Linked DNA regions of Homo sapiens: region 1 is linked to region 2. Evidence: read pairs that join two places in POLR2A ChIA-PET (ENCODE). Cell type or tissue: PC-9. All regions are shown on one strand. Region 1 overlaps KIF21B (kinesin family member 21B). Region 2 overlaps PKP1 (plakophilin 1).

What was found. Peaks named below come from ENCODE experiments on the same cell type or tissue, not always from the same donor. Only the 100,000 strongest peaks of a DNase experiment are listed, where the experiment ranks them.
Region 1: POLR2A ChIA-PET joins it to region 2 with 8 read pairs; 1 of 35 experiments calls an interaction of 5 or more read pairs at or near these places.

What each region holds. Positions count from the first base shown.
Region 1 is chr1:201,002,058-201,010,057 of GRCh38, reverse strand. KIF21B (kinesin family member 21B) reads left to right here. Exons shown (of 35, transcript NM_001252102.2): 2 at 570-792; 3 at 1,107-1,289; 4 at 4,364-4,513; 5 at 4,616-4,750; 6 at 5,125-5,292; 7 at 5,603-5,718; 8 at 6,277-6,472; 9 at 7,708-7,897. Among named protein-coding and RNA genes, the nearest start is that of KIF21B, 18 kb to the left of the region's middle. In PC-9, no CTCF peak of the experiment used is centred here; a DNase peak (open chromatin) is centred at 3,347.
Region 2 is chr1:201,285,467-201,293,466 of GRCh38, reverse strand. The region is part of intron 1 of PKP1 (plakophilin 1); the gene reads right to left. Among named protein-coding and RNA genes, the nearest start is that of PKP1, 6.0 kb to the right of the region's middle. In PC-9, a CTCF peak has its summit at 3,387; DNase peaks (open chromatin) are centred at 3,576 and 7,426; H3K27ac peaks cover 851 bases.

The DNA.
Region 1 (8,000 bases), 280 kb after region 2:
CTGGGAATGTGGCCCAGAGCTGTGGGAGCATCCAGTTCCTTCTCTTCCCCGCCCTGGCCCTGTGCTTTGCCTCCCCAGCAGTGGACAAGCCGCCTTCTCTCCCCTGACGAGATGCTGATTTCTAGGGCTTCTGGTCCAATCAGGAGTACGTGCTTTTATGTCAGACAGACCTGGACATGGCGCCATCACTTTCCATTATACACCCTTGGGCAGGGTCATTTAAACTCTCTCAGCTTCAGTTTTCTCATCTGTAAAATTAGGCAAATAATAGGTACCTCACAAGTTTATAGTGAAGAATGCGTGAATTAATTTAAGGAAAGTACTCTGAACACAGATCTGATATATACTGAATGCTCAATAAATGTTAACAACTGCTGTTTTGATGATGTTGATACTGTTATTACTATTGTATTACAAAAGTTGCCCATGTCCTCTGGGGTCACCTAAGCTTCCTTCCTTTTCCTCTGGCTCATGGGGGAAGTGGCAGCTTGGCAGGCAGTGTGAGGGAGGGGCCTGTGGCAGCCCCCTTCTAGCTGGGCCTGACCCAGGGCTCTCTCCATCATGGGCAGGATCCGGCCCCAGCTGTCGAAGGAGAAGATTGAGGGCTGTCACATCTGTACCTCTGTTACCCCGGGAGAGCCCCAGGTCCTGCTGGGGAAGGACAAGGCCTTCACCTATGACTTTGTCTTCGACCTGGACACCTGGCAAGAACAGATCTATTCCACCTGTGTGAGCAAGCTCATCGAGGGCTGCTTCGAGGGCTATAATGCCACGGTGCTGGCCTATGGGCAGGTAAGCCATCTTCACGCCCACCTATGGCGGCTCCAGCCTTGGTCTCCCTGCATCCAATGGAGAGAAAGCTCCACCTTCAGAGCAGCTGAAACATAGCCTCAGGGTTTTGTCTATTGTCTAAGGAGGCCGTTGCACCGCTGGTTAGCAGAGGGAGGGCTGTCAGTGATTTCCCCAGAGTGTGGCTTCAGGACCAAGAAAGCAGCAGGGGAACCGGGCTGGGAGGTAGATGAGCTAAGGGGATTTGGCCCAGGTACAGGGCTTGCTGGTGCCCCCAAAGGGTGCAGGGTTACACCCTCCTATCTTTGCCAATGCAGACGGGGGCCGGGAAGACGTACACCATGGGCACTGGCTTTGACATGGCAACGTCGGAGGAGGAGCAGGGCATCATCCCGAGGGCCATCGCACACCTCTTTGGGGGCATTGCCGAGCGCAAGCGCCGGGCACAGGAGCAGGGCGTGGCTGGACCTGAGTTCAAAGTCAGCGCCCAGTTTCTGGAGGTACTGTGGCCCCATAGGGTGGGCAGGTGGGAGGCTTGGTGGACAACAGGACCATGGAAGCCGGGCCTTCCTCCAGTGCAGTGGAATGAGTCCTGGGAACCATGGGGGCATCTCCAGGTGATGAGTTCCCTGCTATTGAAAGAATCCAAGCAAGGGCTGGAGGACTACTTGGTGGGACACTCAAAAGGGGTTCCTGCATCAGATGGAGCTTGAGTTGATGACTGTATGATCCCTTCACACCCTGACGTGTTCTAGCTCTGACACTGATTAGCCTTGTGACCTTGGGCTAGTCATTTACCACACTGAGCCTCATCTGCAAAATGGGGTGGTACCTGTTTCCTTAGGGTTTTGTGAGAACCCTGGCTCTCTCCCTTCCTTCTGGCCTTCTCTGGGTTCCCCCTCAGCCTCAGGGCATCCTATCCTGCCCCTTTCTGGCTCAGATGCTTCCTGGCCCCCTGAGTCTTCTCTGACCCCAGGGCAGAAAGGTCCTCTAGGAAAGGTCTTTCTGTGCACCTGGCCCTTCCTGTCTCTGGGAGAATATCAGGCCCAGACTGTGGCAGCCAGGGAGGGGCTTTTAGTGGGGAGCAGGGGGTCTCTGTGCTCTTGACCATTGGGCCTATGCTGAGCCCCCACTCAGTAAGGGCACTTATCCCATAAACCCTGCTGCTCTGATTGTGTCCAGGTTGCCTTCTGAGGGAAGCATGTGGCTTTGGCCCTCTCCAGGCCTTCCCCAACCCCAGCCCCTGCCTACCACAACACAGCTACTCCCTCCTGGGCACACAGGTGGTGGCTTGCCCTGCAGGGTATCCTGCATTTTAGAATTTGGAGGTTTTCTTTGCCCCTCTGGACTTTCGCTTCTGATAAATGGACTGCCTATGTGTGTATGACTGTGTGTTTGTATCTGTGTGTGTGTGTCATCTGTCTGTATGTCTGTGTGTGGCTCTGTGTCTTGTGTGTCTATGTGTGTGTCTATGTGTCTGTGTGCGCATCTTTGTATGTGTGCATCTGTGTGAGTGCATCTGTGTATGTGTGTGTGTGTATGTGTGTCTATGTGTCTGTGTGCGCATCTGTCTGTGTGTGTCTGTGCGTGTGTCTATGTGTCTCTGTGTGCGCGTCTGTGTGTGTGTGTGTGTGCCTGTCTGTGTCTGTGTGTGTGTATCTCTGTGTGTGTCTCTGTGTCTATGTGTGTGTCTGTGTGTGTGTCTCTGTGTTTGTGTGTGGGTGTCTGTGTGTGTGTCTGTGTGTCTCTGTGTGTGTATGTCTGTGTCTGTCTCTGTGTGTGTGTCTATGTGTCTCTGTGTCTGTGTGTGTGTATGTTTGTGTGTCTCTGTGTCCGTGTCTGTGTATCTCTGTGTGTGTGGGTGTCTGCGTGTGTGTGTCTGTGTGTCTCTGTCTCTGTGTGTGTGTGTGTGTCTATGTGTCTCTGTGTCTGTGTGTGTGTCTGTGTGTCTCTGTGTCCGTGTCTGTGTATCTCTGTGTCTGTGTGTGGGTGTCTGCGTGTGTGTGTCTGTGTGTGTCTGTCTCTGTGTGTGTGTGTCTGTGTGTGTCTGTCTCTGTGTGTGTGTGTGTCTGTGTGTCTCTGTGTCTGTGTGTGTGTCTGTGTGTCTCTGTGTCCGTGTCTGTGTATCTCTGTGTCTGTGTGTGGGTGTCTGCGTGTGTGTGTCTGTGTGTGTCTGTCTCTGTGTGTGTGTGTCTGTGTGTGTCTGTGTGTGTGTGTGTCTATGTGTCTCTGTGTCTGTGTGTGTGTGTGTCTGTGTGTCTCTGTGTCCGTGTCTGTGTATCTCTGTGTCTGTGAGTGGGTGTCTGTGTGTGTGTGTCTGTGTGTGTCTGTCTCTGTGTGTGTGTGTCTGTGTGTGTCTGTCTCTGTGTGTGTGTGTCTATGTGTCTCTGTGTCTGTGTGTGTGTGTGTCTGTGTGTCTCTGTGTCTGTGTCTGTGTATCTCTGTGTCTTTATGTGGGTGTCTCTGTGTGTGTGTCTGTGTTCGTGTCTGTGTCTGTGTCCTGCTGCTTGTGATCTCAATAAGCTTCTCTCTCACATCTCTTTGTTTTTGTCCCTTCCCTATCCTGTTGCCATGGAGAAGCCCGGAAGAGCAGGTTCCTAGAAAATCAGTTCCATAGGGTGAACCACAAGAGGTCAAATGATAGTGTGTGTCTACCCCAACACAGACAGACAGACAGATATTGTAGGCCCCCATCTGCACCATCCTTTCCATCTCCTCTTCCCCATTCATGTGGGGTATTTCTGTCCCTTTAGGGCTGTCAAAGCCCCAGATGTCAGAGGGCTGCAGTCTCCCCCTTAGTCCCACAGCATTTTCTTGGCTGCTGCCCTAGCTGCCCCCATCCCTTATTCCACTCCCCAGCCCTAGTTCCCTGCCTGTTGAACATCCCAGCTCTTCAGCAGGTGACACTTTCCATGCCAGCAGTTCCAAACACAGGAATCTCCTTGGCTGAGACCACCTGAAATGGGGTGACTGCTCCTGGCCAGGCCCCCTCCCCACGATGGTCTCACCAGGCCCTCTCCAGGACACTAGGCCACAGTGGCGTGCTCTCCATGCCCACCCGCTGCCAAGCATAGGGCAAGGCACACAGGCGTGTTCCTCCCCTTCGAGAGCTTGTCGTCACCTCAGAGACAGTCAGGGCTAGGGCACAGCTCCCCTGGTCTCCACTGAGCTCTGTCTCTGCCCTGCCTCATCTGGAATCACATCCCCATCTACTCTTTCCAAGTCCAGGAATACGACAGGATCTTCTCAAATTGTGGCCACATCTTCCTTATCTCCTACATCTGGGACCCGTGTCCCTTTGTCCTCTTTTGGTCCTCAGCCCATGCTGGGACCGAGCTGCTGGCTGCTGGTTCCTTAGGGAATGAGGAACAGTGTGCAGCCTCCAGCTAGTTCTGCCCAGGGCCCAGCTGTCTCCTGCCCCTGTCCTGCAGAAAGGTCATGGGATTCAAAACCCAGAGGGGACCCACAGCCTCAGTTTCCACATCTGTAAAACAGATATGGTTTATAGGCATGTGGCAGCCACCTGGGGCCCCAGTGAATGCCCTATGAATTCAGCTGTTTCCTTCCTGCACAGCTCTACAACGAGGAGATCCTTGACCTGTTTGACAGCACCCGTGACCCTGACACCCGCCACCGCAGGTCCAACATCAAGATCCACGAGGACGCAAACGGTGGCATCTACACCACTGGCGTCACTTCTCGCCTCATCCACTCCCAGGAGGAGGTGAGCCTCTGCTGGAGGTCTGGAGCAGGTCCAGGGCATCCTGAAAGGGCAGGGGCTGGCACCACGGTAGTCCCAAGCCCTCACTTCTGCTTCTGTTTCCAGCTGATCCAGTGCCTGAAGCAGGGGGCCCTGTCCCGCACCACAGCCAGCACCCAGATGAACGTGCAGAGCTCACGCTCCCACGCCATCTTCACCATCCACCTGTGCCAGATGCGCATGTGCACCCAGCCCGACCTGGTGAGGAGCCTGCAGGGGGCCCAGGAGCCAGCTTGCTGCAGGGGTATCCCGGGAAGGGCAAGATGAGGAGCCACAGATTCAGAAATAGCAAACCAGATTGAGGCTGGCCTCTGCCATTTGTTGATTTTTATATTTTTCTTGAGCCTTGTTGCCCAATTTGTAAAATGGCTTAATGATCTCTGTATCGTGGTGTTGTGAGGATTAAATGGAAATCAGGCTTGTGCAAATACTGTGCACATTGTCAGATGCTCTGCATGTGCGAAGGGCAAGGCGCTTGGCCGTCCACCGTGCCTCTCCCGGATGGCAGTACTGTGATCAGGGGAGCCAGTGAGGTGGGCGAGGGCTGGGTGAGTCAGAGCTGACTTCTGCTGCAGGTGAATGAGGCGGTGACTGGGCTTCCTGATGGTACACCTCCCTCGAGTGAGTATGAGACACTCACTGCTAAGTTTCACTTTGTGGACCTGGCCGGCTCAGAGCGGCTGAAGCGGACAGGGGCTACTGGCGAGCGGGCCAAGGAGGGCATCTCCATCAACTGTGGCCTGGTAGGCACATGGTGGGTCATCAGCCCCAGCACCCACACAGCTCAGTCTCAGACCCCTCCAAGGCCCTGCAGTCCTACACCTGCTGAGTCCTCCTTGGACATCTTGCCAATTAGCCCTTCACTCTCAGGCGTCACCCCTGTCCCCAGCTTCCCCATTTCACCAACTTATCCATGTGCCTATAAACCCACCCAAGGAGCAAGAGGGCTGCTGGGGCCAAAGAGGCAGGTACAGATGGGTTGGGGATTTTCTTGTCCCTCCCTACCCTTCGCTCCCTGAGTGACTGCTGAGTGCCAGGGTCTGTCTCCCACAGCTGGCCTTGGGCAATGTGATCAGCGCCTTAGGGGACCAGAGCAAGAAGGTGGTGCACGTTCCCTACAGGGACTCCAAGCTCACTCGGCTCCTCCAGGATTCGCTGGGGGGCAACAGGTATCTGGTGACCAACACCCAGGGAAGGGACAGGGGAGGCAGGGAGGTTCCTGGAAAATAGTGCTGTGTGGGTATGGCGCAAGCCTGCCCCAGGAGGAGGAGGCCTTCCCATCCTAGGCTGCAGGTTTAGGAGGTAGGAACCTTGAGGTGCTTTATGACCTTCAGGCAGCTATGGCCAGACTCAGTTTCCTTATCAGTAAAACAGAGAGAGACATTCTAAGGGAAGTCATATGACCCAGACGAGATGATAGATGGGAAATGCTAGAAAATGCAGGGCTGTAACTCATCCTCATCACCAAGCAAAGGACTCTGGCAATTATGCATCACCACCTCCCCAGCCTTGGTAGCTGCCTTTACTATGGTTACCTGCTGTTGCAGTGAAAACTCCTGGCCAGATGGTCCAGCTCCCCACATCCCAGGTTCTGTCCTGAATGCCCACGTGCTTTGGGCATTAAGGTAGTGGGGGAATGGGATGGGAGCAGGACCTCTACCCTGAGGCAATGCTTCTGGGGGCTGGCTGTGTCCCTCACCCTCACAACAGCCTTTCTGCACCCCCAGCCAGACCATCATGATCGCCTGTGTGAGCCCCTCAGACCGAGATTTCATGGAGACCCTCAACACACTCAAATATGCCAATCGGGCCCGCAACATCAAGAACAAGGTGGTAGTGAACCAGGACAAGACCAGCCAGCAAATCAGTGCACTGCGGGCTGAGATTGCTCGGCTGCAGATGGAGCTGATGGAGTATAAGGCGGTGAGCATGCTCCTGGGCATTGCCCAGCACTCCCCTTGGAGCTAGTGCTCCATATGCACCCTCTGCCCTGCAGCCTCACCCTAACTTCCTCAGCATCCCTCCCACCTCCCTATTACCATCATCCACTTTGGACATGACTCTTGAGCATCAGTTGTGTGCCAGGCATGCTGCTTACTATTAGGGACTCACCCATGTGAATCAAGCATAGTCTGAGCCCTCAAGATTTTAGAATACTAAGTCCAAGAAAGAAGGGCTCCCCAGCTTTTGTTGCATAGATCTTGTGCACAGGGCAGACACTCTCCAGGGTGTTTTCATATCTGCTGAATGTGTTGTGTTGGAACAGGTAAGACTGCTAGACTGGCACAGAATCGTTGATAGAGGGGCCCACAGGAGTATCCAGTGTGCTGCAGAGGGGCAGAGGAGAGAGTTGGCCTTACTTGCATGGATGGTCAGAGAGGGCCTCATGGAAAAAGGGGCCTTTTATATGGATTTTGAAGAATGAATGAGGTAACAGCAAAATGAGATGGGACAGCCATTCTAGGTAAAGAACAAGCCATGCACAAAGGAACAGAGTGGGAAAAAATGGGTCCTTTGGGGTAAATGTCTAATTCTATGTGACTAAGACAGAAGTCACCAATTGGTAGCCCATGGCCCAAATCTGGCACATGGATGAGTTTAGGTTTGGCTTGCACTTGTTTTAAAAGAATACAACGTAGTTGTCAACCTTTCTGAAAATCAGGGAGTTTCAGTTTTGCTAGAAAATTTTCAAGATCTAACAACTCATGGTACCAAGTTGGCTGGAGAGGCATAGGGGCTGCCCCTTCTAGACTGAGTCTGGGACTCTCTTAGTTCCAGTCTCTACCACTCCCTATTGTCTTACAACCAGCCTGACTCATTTATGCCAACTGCCTGGCAGAGAGGGTTTTGACCCTTGGACTAGACTTTATGGAGATATGAAAATACACTGTGGAAAGTTAGGTCAAGTAAGATTGTGAGAGGCCTTCAGTGGCTGGTTACAAAATTTGGACTTTTTATTGTCAAGGAGAACTGTGTAAGGTTTTTGATCACTGGGGGCCAGTAGCTGTGTTTTAGGAAACCTGGGGCAGGGGAGACTGGTGATGCGCCATATCCAGGGGAAGGCCAGGGCGCTGGCAGAGGGAGGGGCATCATCAGCCCCTTACCCCCCCAACCGCGAGCTCTGCTGCCTGACTGCTCCCCTTTGCCCCTGCTCCCAGGGCAAGCGAGTGATAGGAGAGGATGGCGCTGAGGGCTATAGTGATCTGTTCCGAGAGAATGCCATGCTACAGAAGGAGAATGGGGCCCTGCGGCTGCGGGTGAAAGCCATGCAGGAGGCCATCGATGCCATCAACAACCGCGTCACCCAGCTCATGAGCCAGGAGGCCAACCTGCTGCTAGCCAAGGCCGGTGAGTTGGGCTGTGCCAGGCCAGGTCAGAGCACCAACGGGCTAGGACTCCCTCCCCCGACATCCACCCCAGAGTATCAGGTGGACTAAGCCAGCCAGTCAAT
Region 2 (8,000 bases):
CCCAGCCCCTACCAGTGACCAAACTTCCTCCCATTCTTTCACCTCTAACATGCTCTGGCTGGTGAAGGGGGAGCGGCGATCAACCTCAAAGGCCCAGTGAGGATTAATTAATGTTTTCGGAGTGCTTGGAGACCCACAAATGACAGGCTCCGCAGGAGGACAGAGTGTCATTAGGGTTATTAGTGGCAAAGTGGCTTTGCATCACAGAAAACAGAACTGGATTTGGGGCTCCTAGTGGGGCCACCCCCCTCATCTCCCTTTCACTGGCCAGCAGGGACACCCTAAGGGATAGCATCAACTCTGCACAAGCTGGTCTGTTCACTGTCCTGCTGTCCTTGAAATATGGCCAATGGTGACAGGCTCACCACTTTACTCACATCTCCCTCCATGCCAAACCTGCCTTCCCTCCTTGGCCACTACCTTCTAATCTTGCTCATCTTTTGAAGCCAAGCTCAAGACCTCACCCACTCCAGGAAGCCCTTTCTGATCAGTTCTGCACAAGGCAATCTCTCCTGCCTCTAAACACATACTGTCCTGCTCTTGGTAGCCCAAGTCTCATTCTGCCCTGCGTCCCATTCCCTCAGCTATACTGGGAGCTCCACGAAGAGCAAGCCATGGCTCCGTGGCCTGGCCCACACTCTTGTTAAGTGATGGCCTTGGGGGATGAAGGTGAGTGGGATCCAGTGAGAGCCTCCTAAGAGGGATATGCACTCCTTTTCTCTAAAGCGATGGTCAGACTCCCCCATCGGAAACCCTGTCTGTGGGGAAGAGAGTTGGGCAGTGATCTCACCCAGCCAAGGTAGCTCCTCCCCATCTGCCACACCCACTTAGGCTCCCCGGCCATTGCCTGGGGGAGCAGGGCTGGAATATCTGAGCTGGGAGTAGAGGGAATAGCCAAGGGGCAGCTTTGGAATGAGGCAGGGATCCCCACCTCGTGCCACCTCCCCTGTCCAGCGCCAGGTCACCACCCATAGCCCACAGCAGAGAGTGCTGCCCAACTCTCTGCACCCTTCCATCATGGACATTAGGGGTCTCAAGCTGTGGCAGACACAGCTTGCCCTGGGGGCCTAGCGGTGTTGATATTTGTCCTGGTTCTGGCACCTGGGCAAGTCACTTGCTCTCTCTGAGCCTCAGTGTCCTCTTCTGTCAAAAGAGAGGGTTGGCCTCTTACCTCCCATAGGCCCCGTACAGTTCCACTGCCCTGTGGTGGTGTGATGATAGTGACACGTGCCTGACTGCGTTCAGAGGAGCCGACTCCTCCTCTCCAGAGACACAGCTCAGCTTACAAGGAAGAAGGGCAGACATCAAAGGCCACACTACCGCCTCGTTTGCCACCTGCCTCAGGGTCCTCTGAGAGGCCTCCCCTATACTCCAGGCCTAGCCCTGACTCCAGAAGGGCCATCCGCCTATGAGCAACATCCTGGGACTCTGCCATGTGGCCCATTGAACCTCTGGCTTCCTCCAAGCTCCCTGTAGAGTGCACACAGCTCTTCCTCCACCTTTCTCCAGCAACCGCTCCTCTGGCAAGACTGTCCTTATCAGGAAGAGGCTGGAGGCAATCTCATGGGCTCAGTCACTCAGGACTGGTGCTCCCAAGGAAGGGGGCTGCAGCCAGGCACACTCATAGTCAGGACCCTAGGTGGCCAACCACCAGGTCTTGTCTGCCTCCCTTCCACCCAGCCCACTTTGATCATTCTTCCAAGGTTTGATAGGATAGAGTTCATTTGGATCTGGCCCTGTGAGCAGGTATTTCTCACCAAAGGTCAGGTGTGGGTCAGTCAGCTGCTTCTGGGTGGAAAATTTGGGGTGGTGACAGACAGAACTTTATGGAGCACCGGGGAGGCCTCCTGCTATGAGAAGCAGCCCCGGGGGGCTTGCACCAGGGCCTTCTTGCCCGTCTTCTGGGAGAGAACCTGTCAGCATGATGCTGCTCTCCCCATGGGTCATCAGACTAACCATCTCCTCCCGCCACACCCTGCACCTGCCTGCCTCCCTCTCATACACTCTTCTCTGTATGAAGGTAGAGGCCTCTCTGCCATGGAGGTGGCAGTGGACACACAGACACATGGAGGGAGAGGCCAGAATGCCCTGCAGTTCCCAAAGCCAGTCCCCATGTCCAGCATGAACTCTGGTAAAGGCAGGTGTGACTGTCACTCACTTGTGGCCTGCAGGCCCTTCCAGGCAGTTCCTGAAGGCATCTCCTAAGACCTATCTGTAGTTGGGGTCTGCTTGGCTCTGGTGAGAATGAGGGTAACATCACACCTGCCTGCACTGCTAATCTGGCAGAAGGTGACAGTATTTGGGGCGGAGGTGGTGAGAGAGGGGAAAAGTCCATAGTTGTCACACACCTGAAATCACAGCTCGCAGTGTGCCAGATAACCAAGGAGTACTGGGGGCAGGTGTGCTCTGTCTGTAAGAGCACTGCTCCCACAACAAAAGTGATTTTCCCTCTCTTGACCCTGGGGTGTCTGACTGGTAAGTAATGCCCTCTAAAAGTCAAGTTCAATAGCAAGAGCATGGGCTTCTAATGAGTGTAATGGTGCTAGCTCACTCTTCCACTTGGTCCCCGATGTCTCTAGAATGCACTTCTAGGAAGCCTTTCCTGATGAATGACGCCTACTCCCATCTCCATCTCACGCCCGTACAAGTCTCCACCACCATGTACTTTGGACACTCTCTGAAGTGCGAACCATGTCTTTCTTTCCCTGGGACCTTGAGTTCAGGGCATTGCCCCAGCTGGGTCTGGGCCTGACTGGCTTGAGCTGGCTCTTTGCGTCAATGACCTCTTCTCCCTTGCCCAACCCTTGTGGTGAACGTGCTCTGATGCCTGGTGCTTAGAGGCTTAGAATGGGGTCAGGCTCTCCTCCCACTCAAAGAGGTCCCTGGTGAGTGGGGTAAACCAGGAAGAGAGGAGGGCTGCTGCAGCTCTCAAATACCCAAGGCCACCTCCTTGAGGAGGATTCTTAGTTCCTGGGGAATGGGGGAGGGGCTAGTTCCCAGCTCACCCCACAGAATCACTCCTACCCTCCAGCTAAGCATCTGCTTTGCCCCTCTTCTCCCCATATGGGTGCATGCAGCATGAGCAGGGATGTGGTGGCTTCTCGGTGACACTGACAGTGTGCCCAACCTGTGTGCCATCCTCAGGAAGCATCTGCCCACCCACAGAACCCCAAGGTCAAGGAGCAAGTGCCTCAGAGCATCTGCCACTTTCCCAGGTATACAAGCAACACAACCTGCTCTGTCCACATAGCTCGTCTGATTTTACATCCGCGTTTTAGGGTGTAAAACCATCTCAGAAAATCTACCGCTCAGGTCACCAGTGTCCTGGCACACTGCTTCCCTTTGGTGCCTTAGACAACGACAGGCTGATTCTTTCTTGTGTCATCGGTGCAACTCAAGCTTTCTCGCCTCAAAACCTTTGAAACTGGAGGCAGCTCCTTCTTTAGGATGAGTGGAAATCTCTCTCCAGTAGGGGCAGGTGAGCCTTTGCAGGGATGACTCATCCTCTTCCACCTCCAAGCTTTCAAATAGGTCACACTTACTGCACCTGAAACATTCTTTCTCTTCTTCTCCAACCCTCCCCCTGCATTCAAAACCTTGCACAAAAATCAGCTTCTCCTAAAGATGACCGCACCCAGCTCTGAGCACTCCAAACTTGCCAGCATAACCATGTCAGCACTCAATCCAGCGGCTGACTCTGCACTGGCTTGTGGGCTCCTTGGAATGTGGCTTCTGTACACTGTGTGTGTGTGTGTGTGTGTGTGTGTGTGTGTGTGTGCACTCCTCCCAGAAGGTAGGGCCTGGGTCTCCCCAACCAAGCTGGGAGCTCCCTGAAGCAAGGAATCTTCACCTTTGGTAGATCCACACTCCACACCCCCAATCCCAGGCCCAGGTTCTACATAGAGAAGGCTCTCAGGACATCAGCCTTCCTGCAGACAGAGGTCATAGGGAAATCCGCTTTTTCCACTTTCCCTCCCCTCAAATCCTTCTCCTTCGTCACAGGGCAAGCTGCTCGGAACACATTCTTGCTTACTCTGTCTCCCTTAAGGCCGATGCTTCTTCTAGCATATTCTACTTTTGAATAAAGCCCACCTGTCCTTCAGCATGAAAAGCTTGAGAAAGGAAGCTCATTTTCTTTTAGTCTTGAAAATGCCTTTACTTCACCCTCTGAAATCTCTTTCACCCATGGTGCCCAGAAAAGCTAGGCCCACAGCAATAGGAATTTAAATGAGATAACAAGAACTGCCAGGAAGCTACTGCTGAGAGAATACCCTCAGAGGTGTTTCGGAGTGGGCAGGAGTGGACTGTGTCTGCGGGATGGTTCCAGCTCCTGGAGGGAGGACTGGGCTGGCCAGCCTCCTGCCCCCTCTGCTGGGCTGCTGGGAGCACCGTGGACATGCCTCCCCAACTCGGCAGCTTCTAGGAGATGGGGAGGGCAAGGAGTTCAGCACAGCCTCACCGGGCACTTTGGTGTGGCTCTTGACCTTTTCCTGGGTGTACGTACTGAACAGAAATGCTGAAACAAACTGGGTTGCTGTGGCCTGTGTTCTCTCTTCTCCCTCTCCAGCCCATGTGACTCCCTCAGGCTCTGCTGGGACGCGTTCAGACCTAGCTCTGCCACAATCCTGCTGCTCTTTCAGCAGATCTGTTCATGGCCACCACCAAGCCTGAGGACTGGGCAGAGCATGGGAGCATCCTGTGGGGACAGGATGGGCGTGAGGGGGCAGGGTGGTGGGTTAGAGTGGGCAAGGGTTGACGGGTTCAGGTGGGGTTCAGAGTCAAAGGCTCTCGCCAGCAACTACTACATTAAGTGTGCGTGTGTGTGTGTGTATGAGAGAAAGACATGGGTGTATGTCATTGTATAGGGGTGCTCCCCCATGCTGGATCTGTGTGAGTGAAGGACAGGGACTAGAACAGTGGTTCTCCAACTTGGCTACACATGAGAATCACCTGGGAGTTTCTGAAGTCCTGATGCCCGTGCCATCTTTCATACTCACTAAGTCAGAATCTCTGGGGGTGGGACTCACGCATTTGTGTTGTTTGAAATTTCCAGGTGATTCCAATATGTAGCCAAGTTTGAGAAGAGTGGATGAGAAGACTTTTTAATATGTTAGGATGTTTACGAGAGAGACACGATGAGTGGCATGCCTTAAGGGGAAGAGCTTTTTGGCAGAACAGCTGCTGGCGGTCTGGGCAAATGGTTTGCAGAGCTAGAGAGTTATAAAATCTATTTCCAAAGAGTGTTCCCATTGCAAAGCACTTTGGAGATGATCTAATCCAACCTCTGACAGCTGCAGAGACCCAAAGAGAGGCAGCGACTTGTCCAAGATCGCACACCAGGTAGATGCCAGGCTGGGCTCCTGACACAGCACAGCTGCAAGGACACACATGTACACACACATAACATAAGTGTGTGCATGTTATGTGTGTGTACGTGTGTGCATGTGTGGGTGTGTGGATTCATGTGTGGGGTGTATTGTGTATACATGCATATATGCATGTGTGACCTATGTGTGTATACATGTGTGCGCATGTGTCCAGCGTATGCCTAGAAGGAACTTCACATGAAGATATCTAACATTCGTCCATTTTATTTTGTTCAAACATTACACATCTTGTAAGGGTCACGGCCCATCGCAGAAGCGCTTCCCAGATTTCTAAACCTAGAACAATTGGCACAATGATACTTACAATGGTATGGGGTCGGGGGAGGAATTTGTACTTTTAAAAAATCTCTGTCAAGGAGCAGGATCCAGAGAAGCAGCATTTGCTGCAAAACACCCTAGAATACCCAGCATTTTTGCATGTGTTGTAACAGGCCAACGGAAATTCTGGCTAAAACTCCAACTTCAAGCCAAGGTACATTGTAAAGAAACAAGAATTGGTTCATTTGAAGTTTAATTGGTATGTTTCGCCAATGGAACAAGCTAAAGCACACATAGCCATTACCATCTGCAATCTCAGCTTCGGTCCCAAGAAAACAACCCCAGAAGTGATGCCTGTGGTCAGGAAAGGACAACTTTCTAGAAACTCTAATGAGCAGAACACTCGGGCAGAAGCTCATGCTGAGACATAGTCAAACACAAATACAAAAAGCCATCAAAGTGGGGGCTCCTGAGGCGAGCTCCTTCACTGTGCAGGCTGCGGAGTTCGTACAAGCATGCCCCCCTCTCCCCTGATGAGGGCTGAATAGACACAGGAACTACAGAAAGGGAGCAGGCACCTCCCCTGGCTCAATGTTGCCTCCAGCCCCTACCTCTGATCAGAGAGAAATAGAGGCTTAGCAATTTTAGATGGGAAACAGTACTTCTATGAAGAAGGGAGAAAGAGAATTTCAGGCCAAAGGCTGAAATAAAAAATCACAGATGGCTAAGCAGGCAGTGAGACAAAGCAGGCAATGGTGCTGGTGTTGTTAGGACTTCCCTGGAAGGAGACAGGACAGGTGAAAGGAAGCTCCTTTCACTGAGCTGGGTGTGATCTGTATTCACAGTGGCGGGGGAGCGCTTGGGTTAGGGCAAGTGAGATTCAGGTTCAGCTTTAGGAAGAGATTCCAAGTGAAGTTATAAAGATCTGGAAGGTGGATAAGTGTTTCCTTCCCCATCCTCAGGGAGGTCATTTCCCTGGCAAAGATCTTTTGCTGGGTGGTGACATCCCCCTCAGTTTCCCCTTGCCTTCCACACAGTCTGGGAAGAAAAGGAGGCCAGACACCCTGAGGCACACAGGGACAGCCTGAAAACACAGGGGAGCAATACTTCAGGGGCAGTTCAAGATGGGTAGGCAGGTTCAGAGCAACCTCCTTCTGCAAGGTCTCCAGGCCACAGAAGCCACCTTCTTCCTGCCCGGGGCCTTCATGACCAGGGCAAGGTGCTTGTCTGATCTGTGGCATTTCAGGGAGAGCATGAGTGCAGACAGGCATTTTGTGACAGGCTCCAGGGGCCCTTCCTCCAGTCCTCAGTGGCTCAATACTCCCTCAGTGACAAGAGAGAAAAGAGCACTAGTGGAGAGGAACTGAGAAGCCACTTCTATCACAGGACCAAGGATGGCTGGTCCTGACTGTCCTTCCTGGGGTACAAGGAGCAGTGGCTACTCTTCCAGGCAACCTGTGGGGTATGGTTGGCCCTTCTTAACTAGGGAAACTTTGGATGGGATTCAAGGGGCTCAAGAAGACCCTAGGTAAACTGACTCTGCTCTTGGAAGAGACTAAACAAGAACCTGAATCTGTCCAGGGGGCGAGGGAAAACGCCTGGGGCATGGTCCTTCCACAGCTACCAGCTCATTCCATTCCAGGAACCAAAGCAGGCTCCTGACAGGTAAACCAGCATAAGAAAGAGGGAGCAGAGTGAGTAGAGGTGGCCGCAGAGCAAATAGGGGACGTTTGGGTGTTTCTGATGGAGAAGACAAGGAAATCTGATGAAAACTAAGCCAGATAAACCAGAAACACCAGCTCCAAGTGACCAAACCGCCTCTTCCAGCAAGGATGCCTCTGCAGCCTCCTTTAGGAACCTCCGCAGAGTCTGAGGGTAGAGGGGACACGCCCACAGGGCTAGACCTTGGAGTTTCTGGAGAGGTAGCCATCAGCATCAACCCTCCCCCAGTGAAGCCCCCTGGGGGACCTTGGGAGGAAAAACAAAGAGGGAACAAAGGAGACCTTATCAGATAGAAGTTCCCCACAAAGACCAAGCCCAGAAAGTGCACTTCTTGCTGACAGACACTCAGCCAATATCCCGATAGGTAGGAGGAAAAAGGGGTCCTTGGGGCACCCAGGGCCGGTTTGAGTTTTCTGGAGTTGTGAGCCAAGAGCTCAGGCTGGGATGGAGTGGGAGTGGGAAGGGGACAGCCAAGTCTTGTGCAGAGAGGAGAGTAGGTTGAGCTGTGCTCTGGGCTGTAGCCAGAAATGGGGGCACTTTGTTATTCCAAACCTAATTCTAAAGAGGCTAGGAGGCACCTACCAAGGCACCAAATAAAAGGGAAGGAGGCAAGTGCTCTGGAGGTGGCATGAT